Regions from separate parts of the Mus musculus genome. Here region 1 is linked to region 2. A link is a loop called in an ENCODE intact Hi-C map of the cell type or tissue named here. Cell type or tissue: gastrocnemius. All regions are shown on one strand. Each heading gives the region's core, and the rest is flanking DNA. Links, peaks and the distances in the headings are about the cores only.

Evidence for each region. Hi-C counts contacts between places; a loop is a spot of excess contacts. Peaks named below come from ENCODE experiments on the same cell type or tissue, not always from the same donor. Only the 100,000 strongest peaks of a DNase experiment are listed, where the experiment ranks them.
Region 1: a loop joins it to region 2, with 2.7 times the contacts of the local background. A loop is called at or near these places in 13 of 42 quality-filtered maps.

The regions. Positions count from the first base shown.
Region 1 is chr6:113,229,381-113,244,487 of GRCm38, reverse strand. Mtmr14 (myotubularin related protein 14) reads right to left here and starts at 6,645. Exons shown (of 19, transcript NM_026849.2): 1 at 6,367-6,645; 2 at 4,055-4,203. The coding sequence starts at 6,522. In gastrocnemius, for the core only: no CTCF peak of the experiment used is centred there; a DNase peak (open chromatin) is centred at 6,738; H3K4me3 peaks cover 2,239 bases; H3K27ac peaks cover 2,249 bases.
Region 2 is chr6:113,031,488-113,046,594 of GRCm38, reverse strand. It overlaps Thumpd3 (THUMP domain containing 3), which reads right to left and starts at 293. Exons shown (of 10, transcript NM_008188.3): 1 at 205-293. It overlaps Gm43868 (predicted gene, 43868), which reads left to right and starts at 424. Exons shown (of 1, transcript NR_164179.1): 1 at 424-2,560. It also overlaps the pseudogene Gm23244. In gastrocnemius, for the core only: no CTCF peak of the experiment used is centred there; a DNase peak (open chromatin) is centred at 8,401; H3K4me3 peaks cover 807 bases; H3K27ac peaks cover 1,359 bases.

The DNA.
Region 1 (15,107 bases), core at 3,377-11,376, 200 kb before region 2:
AGAGAAGTGCTACTCACCTGCTCAGACATCTCACTGGCCCTGGATTTTTGAGAGGGTGGGGTGGGGGAGACCATTTCACACTATGACCCAGGCTGGCCTGGAACTCACAGCAATCCTGGCTCAGCCTCCAGAGTGAATCCGCAACCTCAGCTGTGCTGTCCCCTAGCTCGGGCTCTTGCTGAGCCAATGCTGAGTCACGCCCACCAAGCCTGGGCCTGGGGATGAGGACTTCACCTGTTGGATTCTTGGGGTCCACCACAGAGGCAGCTCAGCAAAAACTCAGAGCAAACCCTCTGGCCCTCCTGGACAGAACTGGGGAGGTTTCTTTGCTAGACCAAGCCCTTTCTGAATCAAGTTACAGCCTGCTAACTCACTCTATTCATGTCACAGTAATTTATGCATGCAGTCATATTTCTTCCTATCCAATTATACCCAAATTCTTTTCCTTTCAACAAATACTCGTTGCCAATTAATGTCACTTCAATATAATGACCATGCAAGAAATGAAAACTAACTACAAACTCTAAAGCAGGGCATGCTGACATGTGTCTGTGGTTCTAGCTATGTAAGGCAAGAGGAGTCTAAGGTCAGACTGAAAACCTTAGCCAAGCTCCCATATCAAAAAGAAAAAAAGGGGGAGCCTAGTGCCAGCACTCAGGCGGCAGAGGGGGTTGGATCTATTAGTTTAAGGCCAACCTGGTCTACAGAGCGAATTCTAGGATAGTCAGGGTTATAATGGAAAAACCCTAAGTTCTGTTCCTAGCATCCATACTAGGAAGTGCACAACCAGCTGGAACTCCAGCTCCAGCAGGATGGGATGTCTCTGGCCTTCATTGGTACCTGGTCTTATGTACCTATACACAAACACACACACTTTAAGAAACTGTTCAAGGCCCTGAGATACAAATGCACACGTTAACAAAACTCTTCAAGGGTAGCATACTATTCTTTTCCTAGAAAGTGAGACCCTTATGGACAAGGTAGCAGTAAAGAAAAGGTAGACCAGTGGACAGAGGGGAATCATTCTGCTAACTGCCTCTTGGGTAAAGGGAAACTGCTCTCTGGGCTTCAACTTTTTTCTCTGTAGAATAGGGGCGATACTATATTTTTCATAGGACATAAGTGTGTGAAATCTTTACTTAAGACAATCAGAGAGGAATCAATCACTCTTCCCTCTCAACACAGGATCTCATAGTCCAGGCTTGTTATCAGACCTTGTAGCTAACAATGATGCAGTCAGTTCTCCCCTGGGATTACAAGCATGTACTACAATGGCCTGCTTATAGAGTGCTAAGACTCTAACCCAGGGGCTTCATGTATGCTAAAAACAAGTACTCAATTATCAGCCACTAGAAATTCTTCTCTTTACTGCTAGAATGAATAAGCACTGAACATGTTCCTTTCAGGACAAGCAACCAACCATAACTGAGAGCTAATTAGAGAATGCTGAATCTTGGCCCCACCTCTGAGGTAGCAAATCAGATTCTGCAGTAACAAGATATCTTTGTGGTTCACTCACATGAATGCTATCAGAGGGCAGAGGTTAAGTGCCACACAGCACTCACAAGAGTAAAAAGGGGGAAAGAGGTTGGGCAAGACATGGTGGACACTTCTAACTCTGCCTCTTGGGTGATGTAAGCAGAAGGTTCATGAGTTTAAGGTCAGCCTTGGTTACATAGATGACAATGTTGGTAGCAGGTGACTGAGAGAAAGTGAGAGACGGCTACAGACTAACTTTAGCTTACAGGACTATAAGGCTAAGTTGGAAGGGAAGTTAGAGAAGAACTAAGAAAGGTGCTGTAACTGGGATCTTCACAGAAGAAGAATATACTGAATTTTCAAGAGATGGCCCTCTTCTAGATATCCCTTCACACATAAGAAAATAAAGGCTAGCCGGGTGTGGTGGCGCACTCCTTTAATCCCAGCACTCGGGAGGCAGAGGCGGGCGGATTTCTGAGTTCGAGGCCAGCCTGGTCTACAGAGTGAGTTCCAGGACAGCCAGGGCTATACAGAGAAACCCTGTCTCGGAAGAAAAAAAAAAACAAACCAAACAAACAAAAAAAAACAAAAAGCCAAAACATAACAAACAAAAAAAAAAAAAAAAAAAAGAAAGAAAGAAAAGAAAAGAAAGGCTTCAGTCTTTAACTCCTCTGACCATGCTGTTCATCTGCTTGTAAACCATCTCTCCCCACATCTGGCTATAGAATATAAGGCATCTAAGGGGGTCTGGGAATGCAGACTGGAAACTGCTTTAGAAGGTCCGGGGGGGGGGGTGCTAAAGTCCACAGTCTTCATTTGTGCACAGATGTGACTGGAGAAAAGCACTACACCCACCCATCCCAGAAGGTCACACTCCTTGGCAAAGATCAGTGCTCCACTGAGTTGAGCACAGTGGCTCACACCTGTAATGGGAGGCTGAGGCCGAGTTGATAAAGGCCAGTCAGAACTACAACGTGAAACCTTCTCTCAAAGCAAAAAAACAAAAAAACCCAAAACAAACTAAACGTGAGAAAGAAAGGAAAGGGAAAGAAAGGTGTGTGAAAGGAAGGAAGGAGAAAGAAGTAAAAGCCAGGGCAAGGAAAGAAAAAGCCTGTTCAAAAGTTGTCCGAGAACTTTGGGGAAAAACTTTTTTTTTAAAGATTTATTAATAAATTATTATATGTAAGTACATTGTATCTGTCTTCAGACACTCCAGAAGAGGGAGTCAGATCTCGTTATGGATGGTTGTGAGCCACCATGTGGTTGCTGGGATTTGAACTCCGGACCTTCGGAAGAGCAATCAGGTGCTCTTACCCACTGAGCCATCTCACCAGCCCGGGGAAACACTTTTACACAGGCTCTCTATCATGAAGTCATCTCAAACACACCACCAGGGAGGATCCTCTAGGTTTGCCTACAGCAGCACTTCTCAGCTCTCTCCACACACATGAATTGCTTAGGCATCTTGGTATGCCGTGATTTTGACCCATGACTCTAAAGCCCAAGAGTCCACACTTTCCCCAAGGTCTTGGGAGACGATGGCTTTGCTTTGAGCAGCAGGAGCTTTCCCAATGCCCTCATTTACAGGGCAAAGATTATATAGCAGCTCCTGGAACACCCTTTAGACAGCAAGCAAGGAACTTAAGGGAAGAACTAGGAGCAGACATGGAGCCTCAGTGTTAAGAATAATTATCCACACCAAAGAACCATAACCCTTTACTACCTGATGAGCTAGTTCCTATCAGGTGTTTCAAGTCTGCTCTGCTGAGTACTGTTTCCCTACCTAGAGCCTGGGACAGACAACCTCGGTGTACATGGTAGCTCTTATTCTTAATTCTTACACATCAGGCTTGCATTAGCACAATTTATCATCAGGAACTGCACAAGCCACCCTTCTAGAATTTTAATTAGTCCTTGCAAGCCTTAATTATGAGGAGGCCGGGAATTATCAAAGAAAAACTAAGGACAAAGAATGAAAAACTTGCCTAGTGTTAGTTACAGAGTCAGAAAATGGACAAGTAGTAGGATGCTAACTCAAGCAGTGTGACTGTAGGCCCAGGCTCTTAAGAGACAAGCATGGGAAACACCCCTAAGCATGTCCTGAAAGCTGGGCATGGTGGCACAAGCCTGTAACCCCAGCACTTAGGCAGTGGAGGCAGGAGGATCAGAAGTTAAAGATCATTCCTATGGCTACAAAGTGAGCGCATGGCCAACTCAGGCTACATGAGGGTACTACCTCAATAAAATACAGTCTGTCTTGATATGTCATCATTCCTTCCAACTACACCTACTAAAGACAAAAGATGGCCCTGAAGTTGTTCAGAGAGGTGAAAGTATGTCTGCTGTCTTAGGTCAGTGAGGTCAAACAGAGGGGTGAAAGCTGCAGGGCTGGGACTCTCCACTTCTCATCTGAAGCTGTACTACTTGGCCAATCAAACTCAAACCTTAAGTCCGTAAAGATGCCAGGAACTAACCCCACCTGAGCAAAGTGAGCATGCCCTGCCCAGTCTCCTGACCGTGGGGATGAGCCTCTGAGGTCCACCCGACATGCACACTACAGTCACAGGATGCTCACGTGTCTTTCTCTTTCTCAGAACTCTCATACTCCAGGAATACGATGTGGCGGGGGTAGTGGCCGCAGATATCACCATTCACATTTGGAATCACGCTGAAACAGTAGTCACGGCCAAATAGCTCCAGACATCTCTTCTCAATGCGTTCAACCTGCATAGAGAAGGAGACTTGAGCCTGAAGAGAATTCTCAGGTTCTGAGGGCATGAGCTTAAGTGGCCCATGATCCAAAGAGGCCCCTGGGAGTGAGTGACAAGCAATTCTGTGATCATCATTCAAGGCTGGGAAGAAACATGATGCTGGACCGTGGGCTCTATATTAACTCACGTGTGGCATGCTTCAGGTGGTACCTAAGCCCGTTAGCCTCACTGCACAGAAGACTGTGGAGTCACAGGGAGGCTGGGCACATAGTGAGACCTTGTCCCAAAAAACAAAGCAACAGTAACTGTTGCTTTAGGTTACTATTATAGCATTAACACATTATGTTCTTTTAACACCAAAAAATCTTTTTTTCTGTTCTACAGCCCCAGAAACTCCAGTTGAAGCTCCAGTCAGCTGGGCACGATGGTGCACATCTACAATCTTATTACATGGGATGTTGAGGCAGGAGGATGCCGAGTTCAGTGTGTGCGTGCATGTGTGTGTGTATATTTATATATGAATTACTATATATCTCAAGACCATGTCTCAACAACACCTACAAAAATAAAGAAGCTCTAGTCAGCAAAATCAGTAAAAGCTGCAGACAGTTGTCTCTTTACATACCATCTGCTTATAAAACTAAAGGCAAGGCTCCCTTCTAAAATTAATCCTTTTGTTCACAGTTCAGTGAAAAGCCCACTGGAAGAAAAGCTTACCGCCTGTAACACATCAAGAACTTTGCAAGAGATCATGAAGCCTGGAGCAGTATTAAGACCAGTTGTGGTGAGAGTAAGGTTTAACTTGTAAAACTCTAATCTTCACAGACATTCAGAGGGCAGTGAGATCCATCAAAATCACACACCTCCTATAACCACTCAAAAGATTGCCCTCGAAGTCAGCTGTGGTGGCTCACACGTGTATGTAGTCCTTGGGAGGCTAAGGCAGGAGGATTATTAGTTACAAGCCATCCTGGGATAATGACTGTGAAACCAAGCCAGGGCCACAGACAAAAAACCACGCCTCAACACACACCAAGGCTGGTGATGTAGCTCAGCTGGTAGAATGCCGGTCTGGCATGCATAAAAACCTGTGTTCAATCTCCAGCACCACAGAAACCAAGCATGAGGGTAAACACCTGTAACCCCATCACCTAGGAAGTGGAGACAGAAGGACAGGAGTGCATGACTGGCCTTGGTTGGGATAACGCATTTAAGGCTTTTCTGAACATACAGTACAAATTCTAGGGTCTGCCTCCCCAGACATTGTGCTTTAAGAGAATCTAAGACCAGAAATCTTTGTGTTTAACAAGAGCTCCAAATGATGCCAATTATAATCTGAAAGGTACTTAATTGTCTGGTCCGATAATACCACATTAGTGATCTTTCTTAGGTTGTTACTTCAGAGATTAATAGAAGATGTCTCAGCCCCTAGGTAACCTCTGGGGCCAAACCAGTTTTATGGCCCAGCACAGAGACCAACGCCAATGTGTAATGCCACACTGGGAAAGAGAAAGGGCCGGGTCTATCAGTGCTGAGGTCAGTATGCCTCGACCAGATCAGCAGCTCTCTTTTCAGGCCTGGTGACTAGGGCAGAGGGAAATTCCCGGGGTGGGGGGACAACGGACAGAGACTTCTGATAAAAGGAACAGAAAGGGAATGTGGGTTCTCTTCTTGCTCTACAGGAAAGGAAAGGGAAGGGCCTAAGTCATGCTGGTACCTTATAAGGAGGTGACACACTCCGCTGTTCTCTGGGCTCCATAATGTCACACTACTCCAGACTTCTACTCTGATCTCTGGTCCAGAGGAGTCTCTTCCCCATTTTTACTTAGATTTTAGGGGTTTTGTTTTTTGTTTTGAATCTGTTGGTAACCCCTCCTAGGCTCACGAAGGGTAGCGTTCCTATTGTCTAACCTTTGCACCTGGCCCACAACTCCGACCCTTGACCTCCAAACCCCTGTTAAAGCAACCCCCCACCCCAAAACCCACAAGGAGCTTCGGTCCTCCTCTTTGGTGTAAAGCCGGATCCTTACTCTCTGAGTCCATATCCTGGATAAGTTCCTCTCCCGTGCCTCCCCAAGGAGGTCTCATTCCAGCTCTCCTCCCATCCCGAACCACAGTCTTCCCTCGGTAACTCAGGCCAGGGACCAGTTCAGGTCGTTGCACCTTTGGGGCTCACCTTAGAGCCGCTCTTCCCGCCGCTGTCCTTGGCACGGTACTGAGTCCGGGAGAACTCCTCCAGCAGCTCCCAGAGCCCGGGCTCCTGAGGCGGCGGGCTGCCCGACGAGGCGGTGGAACCCGCCGAGGCGGCGGCGGCGGCCCGAGCACCCGCCATGCACAGCCTCGAGTCCCCTCAGGGCGCCTTCCCCCAGCCCATGGCACCTGAAGCTCGGACTCCGGCTCTAAAACCTCCTGAACCGACTCAGCCGCCGCCTTCTTCTTCCACTTCCGGCCCCGCCCCACCTCTCCGGATGTTTACTCCCGCCGCAGCCAATCAGAGCCCGGGGTTCGTGCCCGGCCCACAGGTCCCCGGCCCACCCCTGACGCGGAGGGATCCAAGTGGCCTCACGGCGGGGGCCGCGCTCCGCCCAAGGGGTTTCCCCGGGGGAAGCCGGGCTAAACCACCGCGGCTGCGGGGAGGGGAAAGGCGGGAACCATTGGCAACAAGAGAGGAAGGAACCGCCGGAGGCCTGAGTTAGTGCTGGCAGCAAGAAGACGAGAGCTGCAAGAATCAAAACAGCATTTCAAACAGCACTTCTCCACTGCTCTTATGGACGTCCCTGCCAATATAGCGTGGACCATCATCCTATTTATTTAAAAAGATTTTCTAGCTGGTGTCAGTAGGCAAACGCCAGAGGATGAAGCGTGAGAATCAGGCATTTGAGACTAGCCCAGACCACACCTTAATTTTTTAAAAATGTTTAAAAAAGTGTAGATAATAATGTTCCTTCATTTTCCTATCAGCTGCTTTCATCATAAATCAACACGTGCCAATCTCCTGCTCAGTTCTTCCCTGTCTAGGGAGTTGTTTGTGTATTGGGCTGGTGTTTGTTGTTTGATGTAGGTAATTATTTGTGGTATAGCCAAGGCTGGCCTTGAACTCCTGACTCACCTGCCTCCACTTTCTGGGTGCTGAGAATCTCAAATATCAGTCCCAAATTCCTAGAATTGTTAGTCTCAGAAGATGTGTGTACTATCTACCCCCAAGTATTGATGTTTAGAGAGAAGGTGTTAAGGCCTCCTTCAGTATTGTATATCTGAGGGAGAATTGCTCATTTGGCCATCAGTCAGACAGTTGATTAAGCTATAACTTATGTCGAAAGAAAACTCTCAAAATGAAATTGATGCTGTGAAAACATAGTAAGTTAACATAGTGCCTAAAAGTACTCATTTTCTTAGATTTGTAAAGAAATCTAAGGAAAACACAAACCACAACCCCTGCTGACTGTCAGTCACTCTTCATGCTCAACTAGGTCCTGTCCTGAATTCTAATACTGGAAATTAGTTTTCCCTTTTGGCGATGGTCAAATAGAATCAAAATATGCATTTTTTAAAAAAATTATTATTTAGTCTCGTCTTCTAAACTGTGATGATTATTCTTGCTTCCCAACTTGGGGAAAGGACTCTTCAGTTGAGTAATTGCCTCCACCTGGTTGGCCTCTGAGCATGTCTGTGGGGCCTTTTCTTGATTGCTAATTGATGCAGAGGGAGGTATCCACTTTGGAGAGGTGGTCCTGGGTTGTAGAATAAAGCAGGCTGAGAGAGTTACAGGGATCAAGCTGGTAATCAGTGTTTATTTCTCCATGGCCTCTGCTTCACTTTCTGCCTCCAGGTTCTTGCTTGAGTTCCTGTCCTGCCTGATGGTCCTCAATGATGATGTCACTGATGTGACAGTGTGAGCTCAATAAACCTCTTCTTGGCTTGCTTTTGTTTTTATCATAGCAACAAAAGTAGAACAAACATAATGTCTCTAAGATTTTTCTAGTCAATCGCAATGGCTTACACCTGTGAGTGAAGCCTTCCGAAAGCTGAGGCAAAAAGACAAAGGAGCCATCAAGACCAGCTGTGGTACTACAGTGTGCGACTCTCAAAAAAATCTGTTGCTATGAGTTATTTTGTAGATATTTTTGGTAAATACACACACACTGTCTCACCAGCCCTACTAGTGATATCTTATTGGGCTTTAAAAAAAAAAATGCAGCCGGGTGTGGTGGCGCACGCCTTTAATCACAACACTTGAACACTTGGGAGGCAGAGGCAGGCAGATTTCTGAGTTTGAGACCAGCCTGGTCTACAGAGTGAGTTCCAGAACAGCCAGGGTTATACAGAGAAACCCTGTCTCAAAAAACAAACAAACAGACAAAAAGCAACCACCCTTCCTCCATTCCAGAGGGTCTTATGTAGCCCAGGATGGCCCCAAGGTCCCTGTGTAGCTGAGGATCACCTTATACTTCTCTGCCTCTTCCTCTTGAGGAGATACAAGCATGTAGTAACATGTCTAGTTTAGCAGTGCTAGAGACCTTTGTGAATCAAACCTAAGGCTTGAGTAGATAGGCAAACACTGTACCAACTGAACTCTACAGAGCTCCTCTTTTAATTTTGGTAACAGAATCTCACTATATTACCCAGACTGGCAATAGACTCTGCGGCTCCAAGAACCTTCCTACCCCAGGCTCTAGATAAAAACTGAATCTGGCCAAAAATCAAGCTTCTTTATATTTCAAGCTGAAATATAGAATACATACGCGTGAATACAGCCGCTTTAATTGTGACTGTTGACAAAGTATAAAATCCTCATTCGGAGGTGATCCTCCAATTATATTATCACCCCAGAAAACACCCTCGTCCTCTGCTGGTTGCTCTCACTCAGCGCCACCCCCAGACGGCCACCAACTTGCTTTCTGTCACTAGACATTCCTATAAATGGAATCAGACAACGTGTCCTCTCCTGCATCTGGCTTCTTGGGTAGAGTTAATTTTGGTTTGAATTTGCATATCCCTGATTAATGAAGCTGATCACCTTTTCCATATTTATTGCTGATTTGAATATTCTCTCTTGGGTGCTTGTAAACATCTTTTACCCATTTTTCTTTCCTCCTCCTTCCCCCCTCTTCATTTGGTTTTGTTTCTTTGGGGATCATGGGCATAGACTCACTGTGTATCCGCAGGCTGGCCCGGGATTCACTATGTAGTCCAGGATAGTGTATACCTCTCCCTCCAGCATTCAGGAAGCAGAGACAAGGGACTGAGAGTCAAAGCCTGCCTGAGATACCCAGGGAGTTCCAGGCTAACATTCAGGTGCCACCATGTCTAGTTCCCAACTGTTTTTTTAAAAATGACTTTAAAGTATTTTTGAAATGGGGTCTCATACATATCAAACTTGATAACCTTGAACTCCTGGTCTTCTGGTCTCCACTTCCTGAGAGCTGGGATTACATGCCACTCCACCTGTTCTGCAATACTGGGGTGGAACCGAGGCCTTCCTGCAAGGTAGGCAAACACTACGCCCACTGAACTACATACCAGCTCTGAGATTTTGTGCTTAGTGTAAATTAGAAGTAAAAAATCTTTTTCTTCTCAACTTCTCTCCCCCCTCCCTCTTTCTCTCTCTCCTTCTCTCCCCTCTTTCTCCCTCTCCCGCTCCCTACACACACACACACACACACACACAAAAGGTGTACTACTATTCCTATGCCCGTGATATTTCCCAATTTCCATCTAGCCCAACTGCTGTAAATTGTAAAAATCTGTCTCAGGGCTGTTTTTTGTTTTTTGTTTTGTTTTTGTTTTTTGCTGGATCTGAGCAGCTCAATAAACCCTTTTATTTTAGAGGTGCTTTAATATCAAAAGTTTTATTTTAACATTTTTTTAGAAGAATACCTAATAGATTCAAAGAAACTTATTGAAAAGTTATCACCTTTGGTTTAAGTCAGGGATGACATGTTTTTTAAATGACTACATGTGGGCATAAATGTCTTTGCATAGTCCCTTTCTTCCCATTAAGATTCCAACAAGGAAAAGTGCATAGTCTCACATATAGTTCTAACCCCTGAGAGACTGTGGCAGTAGGATTGCTCTCAGTTTGACTCCAGCTTGGGCTACAGAAGGAGAGTCTCTTAAAACTAAATTCAAATAAGTATTTCCTTTCCAGCCTTGGCCTATCGTATCAGGCACCATACTGCTGCCCAGCAAGAGCTAGATTGACATTCACAAATTCCTCCTTAGGGAGGAGTGATTGCAGCTGAGGAAGACGCTGCACCTGGAAGCACAGACAAAAGTATTATGGCCTTCGAGCCTCGAGTGCTTTGCAGTCTGGGCTACATGAATGAGTGGTTCATCTCAGGTATTCCTGCTGGTACCCTCCCAATGAGAGTGGCCAGCACCTCTGAGCCTACCTCCATCCTACACCTGCTACTCTGCACTGACACCATTCTAAGACTGACAGGTCCTGTCCCAAAGGTTGGAGAACCAGTGACCTTCAAGGCTTACAAGAGGGGAAAATTACAGACATCTATTGAGGGGGGTGCTGTGTCCCTAAAGCCGACAAGAAAGCCAAGGCTGTTTAGAAGTACATCTGCTATGGATACTAAGGTTAAAGAGGATCACTTTTGCTTAATAAACCTGTATCCAGGAAAACGTTATCAGTTTCTGTTGTTGCCTTTGAGACATGGTCTTACTCTGTAGCTCAGGTTGGCCTTAGTCTTGAGCTGATTCTGTTGCCTTCACCTCCCAAGACCTGGGGTTACAGGGAAGCCACCAAAGCTTTCTCCTCTCAAATATTTTTTTTTTAGTGCAAAGCTTAAACAAAATGTAACAATAAAACCCAGAGATGAGTGTGATGGTGTGCACCTGTAGTACAGGTGCAACACAGGTGCAATTCAGGTGTAATACAAGTGTGCACCTGGGATCTCAGTGCAAAATGTTGAGGCAGAAGGACTGAGAGTTTCAGGCTAGTTTTAGCTACATAGCAAACTACTATATAGAAAAATAAAATATCCAAACTGTGTTCAAACTTGCATTCAAGGCATCTCCCAAATTTCGAACTCCATTTCCAAACATTCTCCTTTTCTTTCAGTTTTGGGTGCGTATGTTTGCTTTGCTTCGTTGTCTGTTTTGAGTCTCTTGTACTCCAGGTTAGACTCTAAGTAACCAACAATCTATAACCTTGAACTTCTCTCCCTCCCACCTTTACCTGCTGAGTGCTGGAGTTATAGACACACACTATCATGTTTTTAGGACGGGATCAAGCCCAGGGTTCTGTGTATGCTCGTCAAAAACTTACCAAATGAACTACATTCATAATCTCTTTTTTCTCCCCTCTCTCCCTGTGTGCGTAAGACTTCTGTCATGTCATTTTGGGTCCATAAAGCAAACGTTTTCTCTAAAGGGGCAGCACCCGGTCCTGTGACCTAGGCCACACAAGTGTAAGGCATCTGTCGGCTGCCTTGCCCTCTCCTCTGTCTTTGGTGTCAATCCCAAGACTCAGGTGCTCTCCGTCCGATTCAGCCCTCTCAAAGCTCTCCACTATTAGCACACTGCTGTTAACACAAAGGCCAAATGAGGCTGGCAAGATGGCAGGCAAAGTTGCTTGCCACCAAGCCTGCTGACCTGAGGTTGACCCCAGGAGCTGTCACATAGTGGGAGAAGAGAACCAATTTCAATAAAGCTGTCTTCTGACCTCCACATGCACCAGGGCACACACACATAACTAAATTAATGAAAAAAAAAATCTTTTTTTTTTTTTTTTTTTTTTTTGGGACAGGGTCTATGTAGCTCTGGCTATCCTGGAACTCACTATGTAGACCAGGCTGGCCTCAAACTCACAGAGACCTTCCTACCTGTGCCTCTCCAGTGCTAAGATTAAAAGCATGGGCCACCATGTGGATTTAAAGAAATGTATTTTAAAAAACAAAGTCAAAATGGTTGCAGACTGGTCAAGATAGTCTTAGAGATTTTATTGACAGAAGTAAACTGCTACACAGACATCACCTGGGGTACTGAATCTGCCAGAGGGAGCAGAAGGAACCAGAGGGAATCTGAGACTGTCTTGCAAACTGGAAGTACTAGATTTCCAGTTTGCCTTCTGACCTGATCAATCTAATGGATTCATCCCATTTACAACCACCATGCTACAAACACCCCAGCCAGCAAAGCAATGATCTGCACGAAAGAGGAGGAAGGAGGTCAGTTACCACGACTCAGTAGCTGGTGCTGGCTCAAACTTCTAGAGTCTGACACCAGGCCATTTAGCTAGGCCTGTTTAAGCATAGCATGATTTAGGAGAAAGTTTCCTGATGATAATTAACTTGATCTCGTGTGTAAAACAAAGCTTAAGCCACTTTCACAGTGAAACTCTTTACAAAGTATAACCAACCTCTTCCATGAAGATGGGTTCTATTGATTGAGAAGCAATGCTCAAGGTAAGGGTATAGGAAGGAAGACCGAGATAAACATAAGAGTCTGGGGGAGCCAGGTAGGGCCTGGCCCTTCAGACAGAGATCTCACCAGGCTACTCGCCACGTGCATTTCCAGCCTCCTGGGAAGAAAACAGGTTATATGTCTTTGGAAGAGACAACCCTCCCGCATTTAACATCCCTGGTTTCCCAAGTACTTCTCTGTAAGCACCAGGATCCAGCACATTCTACAGCAGGTATAGATCAGATTTAGAATGCTAGGCTTGCCTTAGTCTTTTCCAACTGCCTCCAAAGAGCCAAGCATTCGAAGCAGCTGTTCCTCATTACAGGACTCGGAGATCATGGCCCGGGGTGAGATTACTGGCTATGTGTGACTGAGCCTGCATCTCTCAAGTTGCCAGTCTATTCTGCACCTGCACAAATCTGTCTTTGCTTTTATCTGACCCTTGTTTATGTTATCTCATGTGTTTATCAGCTTTTTTTTTCCCAAGAGTTATTTTATTTTTAACGATGTGTCTGTGTATGCCTCTGTGTGTATATGTACACATGAGTGCATTGTGTTCGGAGGCCAGAAGAGGGTGCTGGATCCCCTGGGGCTGAGTTACAGGTGGTTGCAGGGTCCTGACATGGGTGCTGGGAACCAAACTTAGGTCCTCTGCAAGAGCAGAAAGTACTCTTAACTGCTTAGCCATCTTTCCAGTCCAATGGCTGCCATCAATACAGCCTACCTCTGTTACTCCTTGAGAGGTCACAAAACTGTGACATTCTAATCATGTTTGTGTATTTATTAACAGGATTCAACTTTAAAGAGCAACTCTGGGCAGGGGTGGGAGGAGGCAGTGAGATGGGTCAGTGGTAAAAGTGCTTGCTGGGAAAGCCTGGCTACCAGCCTCTTAAATCGCTGAAACCCAAGAAAAGATGGATGAAGATGAGAGAACAGTCTCCACAAAGTTGCTCTCTTACCTCCACACGTGAACCAGGGTACCTGTGTGCATGCACGCGAGTGTGTATGCACACACATGCACACACACACATACACCTCAACTCCATTTATAAACAGAGACACAGACACACACAGACACAGACACACACACACACACACACGCACACACACACACCTCAACTCCATTTATATACACACACAGAGACACAAACACACACACACCCCTCAACTCCATTTATATACACACACACCATTAAAAACCCAACTTCTTATCAACTGTCAACTATTTGACCACTCCGAAGTATGTAAAAACTTGACAGCTCTCCCTTTATTAACCTGTTTTTTGTCAGTATAACTGCCCAGTCTTACTGTATCTTGTTAGGCCACGTTCAGAGGATATCCTTGTGAGGCCTGCTCTTTTTGTAAAAAGGTAAGCAGAGAAAGAGTTGATTTGAGCAAGAAGGCAGGAGGGGAGGAGGGACTAGGAAGAGTGGAGAAGAGCCTGCGGTAGGGATGTAATGTGTGAGAGAAAAATAAAAGTTAAAAAAATAAATAAATACTGCCGGGCGGCACACGCCTTTAATCCCAGCTCTTGGGAGGCAGAGGCAGGCGGATTTCTGAGTTTGAGGCCAGCCTGATCTACAGAGTGAGTTCCAGGACAGCCAGGGCTACACAGAGAAACCCTGTCTCTAAATAAATAAATAAATAAACAACCCTGTCTCTAAATAAATAAATAAATAAACAAGCAGGCAGACTTCTAATGGGTGGGATGTACTTGAATCTTGTCCTGGTTGGTTCCAGTCATAAATTGACATGGCCTGGAGTCACCTGAGGGTGCCTTAATTGAGGGAATTGGTTTTTGTATATGTCTATTAAGAGACTGCCTTAATTAATGGTTGATGTAGGGTGGCCTAGCCCACTGTGGGGAGCATTTTAAAAATGCTATATGGAAAGCTACTACTATAGAACAAGTATATGGTTTAAATGGAGTTACCTTATAATGGGGAGACAGTGCCTCCCTCAGACACCATTGGCTATCAAATAAAATGCCCAGTATCAAGTATGGGTTCTGAGTTAGTTGTCAGTCCCATTGATTCCCTGTAAATGGTATTTAAATGTTATTTAATAACTATTAGTAATTAATATGACCCAGCCAGTCCCCTACTAATCGGGGCAGAGTCCTAAAGATTTTTTTAAAAATCAGCTTTAGCAAAATTACTGGGCAAATTATCCCTACTCTATTTTTCTATATGCTAGATTGTTAATTTCTCAGCTGAACATCCCCCCATTCAAGTACTTACTGTCTGAGTCTCTAGGCCTGGGTTATTTCTGCTCCACCAGTCTATCCTCAGGGGACATTTTACTCAGCCATGTATTCCTAGTCTATCACGTCTAATGGAGACTTCCTGTTTTCTCTGTCTTCCTTCTCCTCCTCTCTCCTCCTTCTTCCTCCTCTTTCTCTTTCTGGTTACTAAAACCCCATCTACCTCTATTCTCCCCAGTAATTGGCTGTAGCCACTTTTATTTAACCTATAGCTTTAAATTTGGGGGGGCAAGGTTTAC
Region 2 (15,107 bases), core at 4,758-12,757:
TTCGCCACTGTGAACACAACTCCTACGGACAGTGTGGAGAGCAGAAGGGCTGTTCGGACCGAAGGGCAGTGGCTCTCTCACTCCCACCCTCTGCGAAGCCCAGCGAGAGTCCAGACGCTCAGCCCCAGCACCGACCTATACGAAGCCACCGCCGTCTTCCCCTGCGTCCCACCCACCCGGCCACTCCCAGCCGCGGCCAGTTACCGGCAGCAAGCACAGACCCTTCCGGTCTCCGCACCGCGAGCACGCCGCCGGAAGCCGAGGTGCCAGCCCGGAAACGGAAGTCAGGCCTCGGAGGGCACGGTGCTCCCACGCTCCGGGGTAGGCGGGGGAGTGTGCGCGGAGAGCTGTGCGCAGTTGGGTGCACTCTGACCCGGAAGAGGAAGAACGGCCGGTAGGCCGGTCACCTGCCCGGAGGGAACCACTGCGGAGGGCGCTCTCCTAGCGAGCGGATGCTCGGTTGTTCTACTTCCTCTGCCCTCAGTGTCGAGCACTGGGGTGAGACTGGGACTTGATTCCAGTCTTAAAGCCAGAGAAACCGAGGCTAAAGAGATTCTTCTCCCCCATTCCCGTCTTGCACAACACTCTTTACTTGGAATTTCTTTTTGAGATTGGAGTCTCACTATGTAGCCCTGACTGGCCTGCTCGTTTTGTCGATCGTTCTGTCCTGGAAATCACAGATATCCGCTGTCTCTGCCTCCGGGATGCTAGGACTACAGGTGTGCGCCACCATACCCGGCTTGGATTCTGCAGGGACCGGCAAGCTGTGCTGTAACTAGAGTATAGCCCCTAGCCTAGCCTGCGGTTTTCAGATCATGTTTCTCTATATATGCCAAAGGTTACATTTCCTATATTTTAGTTACATGTATTTCCTGTGTGTGTGGAGGGAGCTTGTGTGCCACACCTGAGGTCAGAGGACAACTTGGCAGAAGTTGCTTCTCTTCCACCACGTGGGTTCCAGTGATCCAGCTCAGCTAATCAGGATGGGTAGCAAGAGCCTTTACCCTCTAAGACGTCTCACCAGCCCCAAATGTAACATTTTAAAAGAGGAAACTTAGAACTCAACAGAAAGAGACAGCCGGATTTTGGGGGGGGGGGGGGAGCGATGGTGGAGAGATGGCTCAGTGATTAAGGCTTGCTTTTCCAGAGAATTCAAATTTGGTACCCAGCACCCACCCACCTCTGGCCGCTCTCAATACCTGTAACTTCAGGGGCTCTGACAGCCAAGTCTGGCTCCAAGGGCATTATGACACTGCATTGCAATCTCTCTCTCTGCCTCTCCCCTCATCCTCACCAATAAATAAATAAATAAATAATAAAAATTGTTTAAAGTTTCAGTGGTGGCAGCAGCAGCTGAGGCATGGAGCCACACTGTCCTTGTCAGCACGGACAATGAGAAAGGTAAAAACCGGATCCTTGCCTTGGATGCATCAAAGAGTTTAGGAGCAGCCAGTATCGTAGAAAGCGGCGTTGTAGTTTAGTAAAAAATAAAAAAGGGGTCTGACAAACGGCCCAGCATGTAAAAGGTGTCTGCCATCAAGCCTGGCCATCTGCATTCTATCCCCAGGACCCACACTGTGGAAGGAGAGAACAAACTCCATGGGTTGCCCCCTGACTTCCACAAGTGTACCGTGAGATCCTCACCTCCATAAATAAATGTTTGGGAGGTGGGGCAGATGGTGGGGCTTACCATCTTTAATCCCCGCACTTGGGAGGCAAGGGCAGTTGAGTCTCTGAGTTTGAGGCCAGCCTGGTCTACAGAATGAGTTCCAGGACAGCCAAGGCTGTCTTAAACAAAAAACAAAAAAACAAAACAAAAAAAGCACCTGAAAGTGTAGCCCTCTCAAAACAGCAAACTTTATTAAAGACAGTGTTAGCATAGATTTTAAGCCTAGAAATTCAGAATAACAACTCTTAGTGGCTCTGAAATTACATCTCAAATGGAAAAGAAAGCTTTATTCCTTCTTTATTTTTCATAAATGAGATTATAGGATGTTTCAGAAGTACCTTGGATGGGATTACACTCTAATAAAACCGGAAGCCACTAGGGTTGTACAAAGGGGTTAGGACATGCCCTTTACTAAATGGAGTTTCTGATGAGAGTTCTAGAAAATTATAGGTTCTGAGATGAGAAAGGAGAAAGGCCTCAAGCAGTTGCTAAGTGTTTTGGAATCTGTGATTCTCAGCTGTTGAGAGAGCGGCTCCTTTTGCTTCTCAGGTCCTTGTAATTTCTCCTTTCTATCCTGCTTTACAAAGGACTTGCATCAGAGCTTTTGGAAAAGGTACATGAAAGACCAATATAAGTACATGAAGTACATGGTCACTATCACCAATCATTAGGGAAATGTACACTAACACTAACTTTATGATAACTATTCAAATGGCAAGTTTGAAAAGCAAAAATCATCTCTTATAGGAAGGATGTGGAGCAATGAAATCTTGCTGCTGTCGATGCAAAATGTGACAGCCACGTTAGAATTCAGTTTAGCTTTTCTGAAAGAGGCGTAACATAGATCCACCATATTACCTATTCTACCAGCAAGCATATTATACTCAGAAGAGAAAACATTCAAACAAGTTGTTCACAAACACTGCATATAGCCTCCAACTAGAAACAACCTGAAATCCATGTGGTATTTGCACAACAGGTTAATATTTAGTCTTTAAAAAGTTCTGTTGAAACTTTTATTTTGTGGTGCCTGATTGCAAACCCAGTGTTTTACATGTGCTAGGTAAGAACTCTACCATAAGCTACCTCATAAAAAGTACTGAAGTACAGGTACATGCTACAACACGGTCAAACTTGGATGCCATGTTAACTGAAAGAAGCCAGATGCAAAAGACCACATATAGGCTGGGGATATAGCTCAGTGATAGTGCCCTTTTAATCTTACCATGTGAGAGGCCATAGGTCCAGTCCCCAATGACGGGGGGGGGGGGGGGGGGAGGGAGGGAGAGAACACAAACACACAGAAAACCACAGGTTACAATTCCATCTATATTCAGTGTCTAGGAAAGGTCAATATATAGAGTCAGAAAACAGGATTGCTTAGGGTTAGAAGGAATTGGGGTGATGGGTAATGTTTCAGAAGATGTGAAAGTTCTGTAGTTAGGTAGTGATGATAAGTTACACACCACTGTAAATGTACTAAGAGACACTGAATTATACACTTTAATAAGACTGCAAGTTTTATGTGAATTTTATCTTGGTGGAGGAAGCTTTGGATCTTATGGGAGATTCATTTACAGCTTCTTCTGCAAAATCATCCTTCCCTCCTAGAATTGTTGGGAGGCAGTAGCTGGTGAAGTGGCTCAGCATGTGGGGGTCGTAGCCACCAAGCCTGATGATCTGGGCTTGTATGGCATGGGGAGAGAACCAACTTCCACAGGTGGTCCTCTGATCTCCAGTGCTGATGGAGCTATGACATGTGTGGGCATGTGTACACACACAAAATAGTGAAAAAATCAATGTAAATAAGATTATTCAATTATCAAATATTAGTCTATGTAAAAGGCTTTTATGTTTATTTTTTCTAAAAATGTATTCATTTGCTTATTCATTTTTATCTTAGGATTATAAAAGGCTTTCAATAGGTTGTGAAGCTAGAGCTCCTCACTCCCTAATTGTGGAGATAAGTGGCCAGGTCATAGAGACAACTCAGCACTAACAGAGATCTTTGTAACATACTGAAGGATTAAAATACTGAAGAGATATTCTCTGGATATCATTTAGTGCCATCTCATGTGTATCAAATGTGTGTCTTTATACTGTCTAATAAGGTTCCACCAGTTGTATGTTGGGCCTGTCAATTTAGCAACAATATATTGACCATTTATTATATGTCAGATATTTTTTAGGCTCTGGGTATACAGCAGTAGAGGGCAAGGGAGAGATCCTTATATATCCTTATATTCTCGATATATTCTAATTAAAAAAAGACAGAATTAATAAATAATATGCAGTAATAATGTTCTTTGAGGATCTTATGAAGAAAAACTATCAGGGTTGGAATGGTGGAGATATAGGGAATAATCCAATGTTATACCAGCAGGACAGGAAAGGTCTCTTTGGTAAGGACACAGAGCAGAGTCTGGAGGAAGAGAGCAGGTTGTTTAGCAATCTGGAAGAAGAGTATTCCAGGGCAAGTTCACAGTGAATTAACTAAGAGGCCCCTTAGGCTGTAAGGCTGAGGAAAACGAAGGAATCAAGTGTAAGATGGGATGAGCAATAGTCTACAAATTCTCACCGTGGCTTACAGTTAAAAGCACACTATCCTGGGGATAGAAAGCTGGCTTAGTAGTAAGGTCTACTTGCTGCTATTATGGATCTAGGGATCAGTTTCCAGTGCCTACATTGGATGGCTCACAGTCACTCACGGCTTCAAGGGGCCTGATACAGTCTCCTGGTCTACATACATTAGATACACACATGCATTATATATATATATTCTAAAAATTCAGCACTTTGGGACTGGGAGTATAGTTTAGTTGCAAAGTGTTTGCTTTGTATGCAAACTGGAATTCATCTCCAGTATATGGTGATGGTACAGGCTTGTAATCCTAGCACTTGGGAGATAGAGGCTCAAGGCCATCCTCAGCTACATGACAAGTTTGAGGCCAACCTGAACTATCTGATAACCTTATTTCAACCCAAAAAGCAAACAGCAAAAACTACCACTCTGGAGCCTGTATGAAAGCAGTAACTAGACCATTTCTGAGGTCCAAGTAGGAGGCGATGATACTCGAACTATAATGTTAGGGTTGGGTATCGTGAGAGGTGTCAAGTTCTGATATGTTCAGAAAGAATAGCAGTCATTACTGATAGACTGGATGTGGTTTTCAAAAGAAGATAAAAAAGGAAGTGTGTGGCCAGGCCTAACATATTCGCTGCTGTAGACCAACCACATTCTGCTGATAGGTCCAAGTGCTGAGAAATTTGTACCGAAATGCCACCAATGAAGCCAACAGCATATTTTATCTCCAGTTTATTAGAAAGATTAATATAACTTTAGTTTGTAGCATAGAGAACCCAAATATATGCTGTGAAAATATTGACATAAAGTGGATCTTTAGTAGAAAATGCCTATGTTGAATGTTACATATATGTATGAAAACTTGTAGTCTCTAATTTGTAACTCACAGTAGTGGTTCTAGTAAGTCAAAGTCATCTCCAAGTAAACAAGTATGTGTTAAATGTGTTATGTCTGTGCACGTGTGTGTGCATGCACACGCAAGCTTGTTACGTCATACCTGTGGAGATCAGGGGACAAGCGGCAGGGACTCATTCTCTCCTTTCACCATGTGGGTCCCAGCAAAGGAACTCGGGTAACCAAAGCTGGCAGCCAGCCTTTACTCCCTGCGACATTCCTCTCTCCTGCTTAAATGCTAGATAACTCATGCTAGATGCAGAGCATCAACTTTAAAGCTCAAAGGAAGCTGTTCCCAGGAACTTGGAGATCTGTTTTACACTAGGATCTTTTCTTTTCCTTGAGTCCGGTTTCTCATATATGCTCTGCTCCAGGATATTTGGTCAGACTGTGAACCCTAAGAGTGTGTTACTTGCTGGGAAAACTTTGTAGTTGTGGTGTGGCTTAGCCCTGAGTTTCAATCCCTTTGGCTGGAATACAGACACATCCTTCGTACACACCTTTAATCCCAAAGGATGAAAGTAAAGTCATGTTTTAGAAGGAAGCAGTCATATTTGATGTTAACTGAGTGGCAGACAGTGATGAATCAGAGAAAGATTTGACAGAATAGGATATGCCCAACTCTCACAAGAAGAGAGGAAAAAGAGGCTACTTAAGAGAGCAGCACAGAGAAAGGAGGAGGCAGTTTTACCAGGAGATTTTTTTTTCAGGGACAGGTTGAAGAAAGAACAAATAGACACAGGTTAAGACTGGGTGAACCAGGGAACAAGAAGGAGCTAGAAGAGTAGATTGCCAGAGTTAGTATGAGGCCAAGCAAAGCAATTCAAGAGAAGCTGAGAGAAGTTAGTTCGAATCAGTCATCTTGGAAAGGAGTTTGAGCCAGAACAGCTGATTTGAACCTGCCAGTCAGAGATCAGAAAGAACAAGAAAGGGTAAGTTTATTCAGCAGCAAGTCTTAGAGGCTGAAAACATTCTAGATCTAGATAAGATTGTACGGAGGCTAGAAGCTTCCAGGATTAGACCTAGGATAACAGATGGAGGCAGTAAGTCTGGAGACAACAATTCTTTGGGCAAATAAAAGTTACTTTATACCAGCCTATTCTTTAAATAATGTGTTATTATTATCAGAAAGGAAGAGGGAGAAGTCGGATTTTGAAAGAACCTAGTGGGGAAACCCCCACTCAATTTTCGATTCAGCGCGCACCCAGGAATCACGAACAGACAACCATCTTGTTGTAAAAGCATGAGGTAGTTTAATGACGGAGCTCCAGGCCGACACATATCTCCCACAGGAGACAGAGGTGTCGACCACATGGTGGAGCCATAATGGCGGAGCTCCGGTTCAAAACGTATCTCACGCAGGAGACAGTGGTTTCGACCCCAAGGCTTGGAAGCTAGGGACTTTTATAGAAAAGGGGTGGGGCTGGGGAGGAATTGGCACGGTTTCACATGATTGGTCCATTTAAACATCAACAGACTGTCAGAAGGGCGGGAGATAGGGAGGCACTAGGCCAGTCAGGACATGTGACGACGGGCCTGCCCAGGCATGTCCTGGCCTGTTCTGCTATGTTCTTAGCCCCAAGTTTCAAAGCTCACAAACAACTCTTTGGGCTATTTGACATAAATTACATGAACCACAGTTCTCAAGTTTTATTTCCTTTCAATTTCTCCTTCCCCTTTTTTGTAGGTTCAGGGATTGAACTCATGTTACTAGACTTGCTTGGCAAGCACTCTGCCCCATGAACCATCTTACTAGCCCTTCACCCATTCTGTCATTCTCTGATGGTGGTGGTGGTGGTGGTGGTGGTGGTGATGGTGGTGATGGTGGAGGTGGTGGTGGAGGTGGTGGTGATGGTGGAGGTGGTGGTGGAGGTGGTGGAGGTGATGGTGGAGGTGGTGGAGGTGATGGTGGAGGTGGTGGAGGTGGTGTGTGCGTGTTCTGGCTTGTTTGGAGGCCTGGGGATCATTTTGTAGAGTTGCTTATTCCAGGGGTTGAACTCAGGTTGTGAGGCTTGAGTAGCGAGGACTTTAGCTTCCAAGCGATCTCTCACCCGAGCCCATTCTTAAGGTACAACAAGATGGTGGTTAGGAAACCACACAGTACCGCTTACTCTATTACCTAGTGCCTCCATCTGTTGTGTAGACACAAGGATTACTAGGTCTTTGTGTTTTCAGGGTTGTTGTTTGGTTGGGTGGTTTAGCTTAGTTTTATTTTCTTATTACCTTCATGCCTCAAAATAACGTTTCCTTGTTTATGAATGTTATACCTTGCTGGTTTGGTTTTCCATATTTTCTATCGACTGTGCTGTGTTACCTAAGTTGACTTTAACTTTTCCTTTTTGCTAGTTTGCCTCTCCCTTCTGTCCTTCCAGCTACAGCCCCCAAGGATTTGTATCTTAATTTTACATTTAACTCTAAATGATATATATGTTAAAAACTTGTCTGTTTATTTTTGCAGTCTCACTAAGTAGCACTGGTTGCCCTAGAACCCGTGACCTTCCTGCTTTGGCCTCCCAGGTAATGGAATTGCAAATGTGCACTACCACACCTAGCTGTATGTCTCATCCCGCCAACTGTCTACAGCAGTTCTCCGTCCTTGGTGCTGTAAGACAAGGGCTTTATTAGCATTCTTGGCCTTCGCTCCACATCTCCTCCCTTCTCTGTCCCTCCTAGTCCATTTTGTTAAGAGTTCCCACCTGACGGGTTGGATTCCTGTGGGGACGTAACTGAAGGAAGGATGTGCCTGCACCTGCTTCTGTCTCAGGAAGCAGCTGAAATTCCATCTCCTCCGAAGCGACCTTCTGGGAAAGGAGAGATGGGGCCACAATCCTATGAATGAAACAACAGCCTAATAGTCCATGAACCTTAACCTAAAGATCTTTGTCCTGCTGGGCGTTGACAACTAGAGGGAAAACAATCAGCTCTGGCCGTGTGCTCAACAGGCACTGGTTTATTTGCTTTTCCCACGCCTTTTTAAGCCGAAGGCAGTAAAACTTCTGCAGTAATCTGACCTCTGTGAGAGCTCCGAAAGGAATTAGTGACATCACAGTGGATATTCAGAGCAAAGTATGTGAGTTTTCTTAGTTTTTCAGCAGTTGCGTAGCAGTAAGCAAGTTGATTTAAAAGCAACTGATTCGTTTTAAAGAAACTGTATTTTTGCTGCAGTTGATGTATAGACAATAAAGGAATAAAGAAAGCGATGAGGCAGGCAGTGAAGCAGCCCTGCCACCTAGTGGTTCCTCACGCTGGAGCATTTTGGCTATTTCAAAGCACGACAAATGCAGCAAATGAGCTAACCTGGAAACTTCCATTTCCTCTTCCAGTTGTCCAGTCCGAGCTGAAAGAGACTGGTAAAGGAAGCGGTGTAAGTAAACACGGATGGCCACCAGGGCTCCAGCACAGAGAGTAGATAGCTGCAACAGGGATACGCAGTGCAACGAAAGAGCAGACATGGGGTCAACCTCGTGACAGAGTTCCTTGGGAGTAGTCACTGCAGCAGAATTGGGGTCAGAGGCAAAGCTGACTGAGGCAGTGTCCATAGAGTGTCAGTAGGCCACAGGAACTCTTGACACAGTGGTCTTGAGGCTGAAGTACACTGCTTGATTCAAGGCAAATAATTAGGACACTCAAGTTAACAATAGTAGAAAGTTCTTAGGTGTGGTAGTAGATTCATTTCAAGTGCCTCAATAGATTCCCAAATTCAAAGATACTGAAGTTTCTATATAAAGTGGCATACTACTGACTTGTGAATATCTGCTTGTATACTTTAAGGCATCCCTAGATTGTCTTATAACTAATAGAATGTAAATTCTATGTAAGTAGTCTGTATGTGTGTAGTACAGGTGTTATTTGAAAACATCCTTTCTTTCTGACTGAGTCAATGAATGTAGATCCCATGAGAAAAAAGAGCTGGCTGCATGTGTCCAGGCAGGGTCTTATCTCACCATTGTTTTAACTGTACATTATCAACCCCATTATTAAGGTGGTGAAACTGAGGCTAATTAGCCCAAGTCATGGTGACAATGAATTAAAACCAGCACTGAATTACAAACCAAAGTGATTTGCACTCCAGCATCTGAACTCTTCAGTACTTTGCTTTCCTATCTCTCTCAGAGAAGAAGGAACACTGGGTTCTAGCCATCTAACCATTGCCCTCTACTTTGAAAGTAAAGGGGAACTCTGCAGCAGTGAAGAGCCACTCCCAGATATGATGCCTGCGTCAGGGGGCTATTTAGTCAATCCAGTCTGAGTTTCCCTTACTTATACAATAGGGAGTGAAATGGTGACTGTCTCATAAGTGGCTGTGGATATTCATTGAAGTGTTATAAAGGTTCTACAAAAATAGCTTCCAACAATTCTGGTATCCTTGCTCTTAACAAGGGGCATTGCCTGGGCTGGGCTTATGGCTTGCTTTGACCTCTGGATTTGATTTGGATCTCTAGAATGTGGCATTGTGGCAATATGTCATGACTGGTTCCAAGTGTGGGTCATGAGAGGCCTGGTAGCTCCTACTTTTACTCTTTGCGCTGTTTTTGCTGCTTACTATGTGAGGAAGCCAAGCCTAAAGAGCCTGTTTTGAGACAGGGTCTAATTTCCACTAGCTCCTCTTCCCCTGTGCTGATAGGGTTTTTGTTAATATGGAACAAACTAGAATCTTTTGGGAAGAGGGACCCTCAGTTGGGGAATTGCCTCCATCAGACTGGCCTATAGCACCTCTTTGGACTCATTTTCTTGATTAATGATTGATGTTGGATGAGTTCAAACCACTGTAGGTGGCGCTACCCCTGCACAGCTAGGCTTGGGCTGTATAAGAAAGCAGACCGAGCAGTACATGGAGAGTAGTAGACCAGTAAGCAGCACTCTTCCGTGGCCTCTGCTTCAGTTCCTGACTCCAGCTTTCCTCCTTGAGTTTCTGCCTTAGCTTCTCTCAGTGATAGACAATGAGCTTTAAATGAAATAAGCTGTTTCCTCCCCAAGTCACTGTGTTATTACAGCAACTGAAGCAAAACTCAAAGATCCCTCAGTGTTTTTTCTGTCCTATATATTTGACCCTGTTTTTCTGTTTCTATGTATGGTTTTCCTCTTCTCTTCTTACTTTTCATTCTTCACTCTCTTTTCTGCTGCCAGGGATCAAACCAGAGCTTTTGTGTATGATGAGCACACATTCTGCCACTGGACAATCCTGTACCTTAGACAATCCTGACTTTCCAATCTCTATTTCTTTCTTTCTTTGTGTGTGTGTGTGGGTGTGTGTGTTTCTTTTATTTATTTATTTAGGTATTTTCTTCATTTACATTTCAAATCCCAAAAGTCCCCCATACCCTCCCCCCCCCCACTCCCCTACCCACCCACTCCCACTTCTTGGCTCTGGTGTTCCCCTGTACTGAGGCATATAAAGTTTGCAATACCAAGGGGCCTCTCTTTCCAATGATGGCCGACTAGGCCATCCTCTGATACATATGCAGCTAGAGCTCCGGGGGTAGTGGTTAGTTCATATTGTTGTTCCACCTCTCTTGCTTCGGCAGCACATATACTAAAATTGGAACGATACAGAGAAGATTAGCATGGCCCCTGTGCAAGGATGACACCCAATCTCCATTTCTTATTGGGACAACGAAATAAGCTATCCCCACTGAGAGGTAAACTCCAAGAAGGAGGAAATTTTCTTGTGTTTTGTTCTCTTTCTTTAGAACCATGACTAACATAGAACATGTGCAATGACTGTGTTGAATTAAACAATGGGGCAGAGCAATGTTTAACATAGATTATGCTCACTAGCTGAAACAATCCAGTATGGGAATAAACCATTCACATTATCTCTTAAAATGTTTGCTTACTTTTAGCCTGATTTCATTTAGTTTCTTCCTCTTCCTCTTCCTCTTCCTCCTCCTCCCCCCCCCCCTCTCTCTCTCTCTCTCTCTCTCTCTCTCATCTGTCTGTCTTGCTGTGTAGCACAGGGTGGCCTCAGATTCATTACATCACCCAGCTTGGCCTCCTCTTCGAAGTTCTCTCAGCCTCTGAATACTGGGATTACAGGCATGCACAGCTACGCTTGACTTTCCCTTTCTTCTCTCTCCCTCTATCGTTAGGTATTCTATCTTTTCTATGATCCAAGAAAAAAATGCTGTAAATATATCTATCTGTAAATCATGGTTGCTTGTAATTTTATTGCATATAAAACTATATAAAACTCTGCTGTTTGGAGCCAGAGATATGGTCCAGTGGTTAAGAGCACTGGCTGAGCCCGGCGTGATGGCGCACGCCTTTAATCCCAGCACTCGGGAGGCAGAAGCAGGCGGATTTCTGAGTTCGAGGCCAGCCTGGTCTACGAAGTGAGCTCCAGGACAGCCAGGGCTATACAGAGAAACCCTGTCTCGAAAAAAAAAAAAAAAAAAAACCAAAACAAAACAAAAACAAAAACAAAAACAAAAACAAAAACAAAACAAAAAAAAAAAGAGCACTGGCTGCTCTTTCAGAGGACCCATATTTGATTCCCAGCACCCACATGGTGGCTCACAACTATATGTAACTCCATTTTTAGGGGCTATGACACCCTCATCTGGTCATGTGGTACACAGACATACATGCAGACAAACCATCTATACTCATAAAAGAAAATACAAAATTAAAACAACAACAACGCCTCTGCTCTTGAGTGGAGGCCTGTTCTGAGGCTTGGGAATACTTCAACCAGAGCTTCCTGTGAGTGGAATGGCAAGCTCGGAATGCCTGACAAGGACCTGACTGTACATGTCTGTCTGCGTGTGGGTGTTTCTAGTGTCTGTTGGTGAGTAACTGCTCCTCTTGGCAATAGAAATGTGAACCGTCGAGTAGGATTAATTAGCCAATCTTCTCTCCTTTTTCTAGATGAAAGAGTGGAAATGTGCTGATGTGCCGTGCAGCAGTCCTTTCTCAGGCAGTTTCTGTTAAGAAACTGAAATGCAAGCTGGGTTGGCTGAAATCAGACTTTATCTCCTCTCCTAGGCTGTTTGTCAAAGTAATCACAGACGTTTTAGAAGCATGACTTCTCAGGCTAGATGGAAGAAGCCGGATTGACCTGATAGCTGGAACAAATTGCAGATATCTCTATTTCCTTGGATAGGCACTGAGATAGGAAGGCCTTGCTTATCTTTCCTACTAGTCTTTCATCTTCAGATGCACACTATAGTGACTCTGCCGGCCAGTGACTGCAGGTAGCCCATCCCAGTACTGAGCAGTATTATTACAGTTCTCAACACAGCAGAATTAGCCCTGCTAATGTTAAACAGAGTACCGCATATATTCTCCTGTCACCTAAGAACTGTGTTTTTGAAGTCAAGGTAGAATAAAGGACAAGTCTCTGACCTTCCCTATCACCTTCCTGAAAGATTGCTTTTGGCTTCTTCCCCCAAACACCTGATCATCTTGGGGGTCAGACTTCTTTATAAATAAACTGACCTAGTTTCAGGGAAGGGATATTTTGAGTCATTCAGACTATTGGTTCCAACTTACTGGGGCCAAAGGACCCTAAACTATACCTGCTGCCTCCATTCTCCCTAGACTGGCTCAGAACTTGGTAATAACAGAAGACCAGAGAGAAGCCAGGCATGGTAGCACACCTTTATTTAGCGCCAGAACTTTAAGTCCAGGAGGCAGAGGCAGGTGGATCTCTATGAGTTTGAGGCCAGTCAGGTCTACATAGTGAATTCCAGGAAAGCTAGGATTACACACACACACACACACACACACACACACACACACACACACACAGAGAGAGAGAGAGAGAGAGAGAGAGAGAGAGAGAGAGAGAGAAGAGAGAAGCCTAAGTAAGAATATCATGGCATTTATGCATGAATAGAATGTTCAAAAATAGGAAAACAAAGTTATTTGACATGTGAAATAACACACAGAAGAGAGCTGTGATGGATACTCACAACACTGAAGTACTAAAGGAGGACCGGGGGAGGAAGGGGAGAAACAGCAATGGAGAAGGCAAAAAGATTCTTCTGAAATACTGGAAACTCCCACAACCCATGTTCTCACATGTGCAACAGAAAATTAGCATCATTGCCAAACTTCCTGAGCAATCCAGCATTTTAAACACTTGGCAGTACTTCTTTTTCCCTGTGAACATAAACGCTTAATCACCCTTAATAATTAATGAAGGAAGCTATTAAACACTTAGTCATGTGTAGAAAATGAAAGTCCTTGGTCTTATATGCTGCTTGCCTTAAGAATCAAAATTGGATTATTTTAATTTGGGTTGGGGGCCTAATCACAGGGACTCATGCATACATATAGGCAAACACTATTGAGCTATATCCCACCCCCTTTAAATACTTTTCTTTTGAGACAGATTTCACTAAATGGCTGAGACTGGACTAAAAGCCCTCTTTATTCCAGACAGGTCTTGAATTTTCAATCATCATACCTTAACTTCCCTATAAGTAGGTGGGATCATAGCCTGTACCACTAAACTTGGCTGCATTTTCACATTACATTTTTTTTTCTTTCTTTTTTTCGAGACAAGGTTTCTCTGTATAGCCCTGGCTGTCCTGGAACTCACTCTGTAGACCAGGCTGGCCTCGAATTCAGAAATCCACCTGCCTCTGCCTCCCAAGTGCTGGGATTAAAGGCGTGAGCCACCACTGCCCGGCTACATTAAATTTTTTTTTTATCTACATGTATGTGTATGTGCCTGCCTGCCTCTGTATGTCCTACTTAGGGTTACCATTTTTGTGGTAGACCACTAGAACCAAAGCAACTTGAGAAAGAGGGTTTATTCGGCTCACCGCTTACCCCTCCACATCACAATTCATCATCGAAGGAAGTCAGGATTGGAACATGCACAAGGCAGGAACCTGGAGGCAGGAGCTGGTGCAGAGGCCATGGAGTAGTGCTACTTACTGGCCTGCTTCTCATGGCTTGCTCAACCAGCTTATAGAAACCAGGACCACCAGCTCAGGGATGGCTGATATCACCCACAATGGATTGAGCCCTCCCCCATCACTAATTAAGAAAATGCTTCCAGTAGGGCATTCTCTTGATTAAGATTCCCTCCTCTTAGGTGAATTTAGCTTGTGTCAAGTTGACGTACAACTACCCTGCTATGAGTATATACATGCAGGTGCCCAAGGAGGCCAGAAGAGGGCGTTGGATGCCCCGGAACTGGAGTAACAGGCAGTTGTCAGCTGCCCAGTGTGGATGTTGAGAACTGAACTCTATAATGGAGACATTGGCCTGATTGTGTATGGATGCCTTATTTCTGAGCCTTCTCTGCTTTTATGTACTTGAACCTATAACTTTCTTCCCAGTTTTCAGCAATAACCTAAGTTGTACATTACAGTGATCACCCACAGTAGGAATGTAGTAGGATCAAGCCCTTCTGTCAGAGTGTTTCGTGACAGCTTCAGAGTTTTAAAAATAGCAGCATCTTTGGCTTTTCTTATCCCATAGGGGGAAAACATGGATAAAGATGTTTATTACAGTGTATTTTTTGTAAGATTAGGAAATACAGAAACTTAATGGTGCTAATAATAAGATGGTACATTTTCATTAATAATGAAAACAAAGAGACCTACTGACATAAAAAATTATTCACAAGGCTAATTTTAAAAATAGGACATACAAGAATGTGTGTAATATAATCCTTTCCATATAAGGAGGTATGCCTATTGAGGGAAAATGGCTGTAATGCATAATACATACACACATATATACATACTTACACTAACAACAAACATCTGTAACAATATTTTTCCAAGATATCTACAGCAGATGTTTATTACTTCAACAAAAAATGTTTTTAAATGTTTACTAGCAACAAAAAAACCCCAATGAAACAAAAAAAATACCTTCGAGGAAATTAGAAGAAGCTGAACAAGGGACGCTGGATTACAGCAGTTCAGGTGAGAAGCACTGCGAGTGAGAAACAAGGATTTGTGGTGGAGATGACTCAGAAAGCTGATGTGGACATAGCCA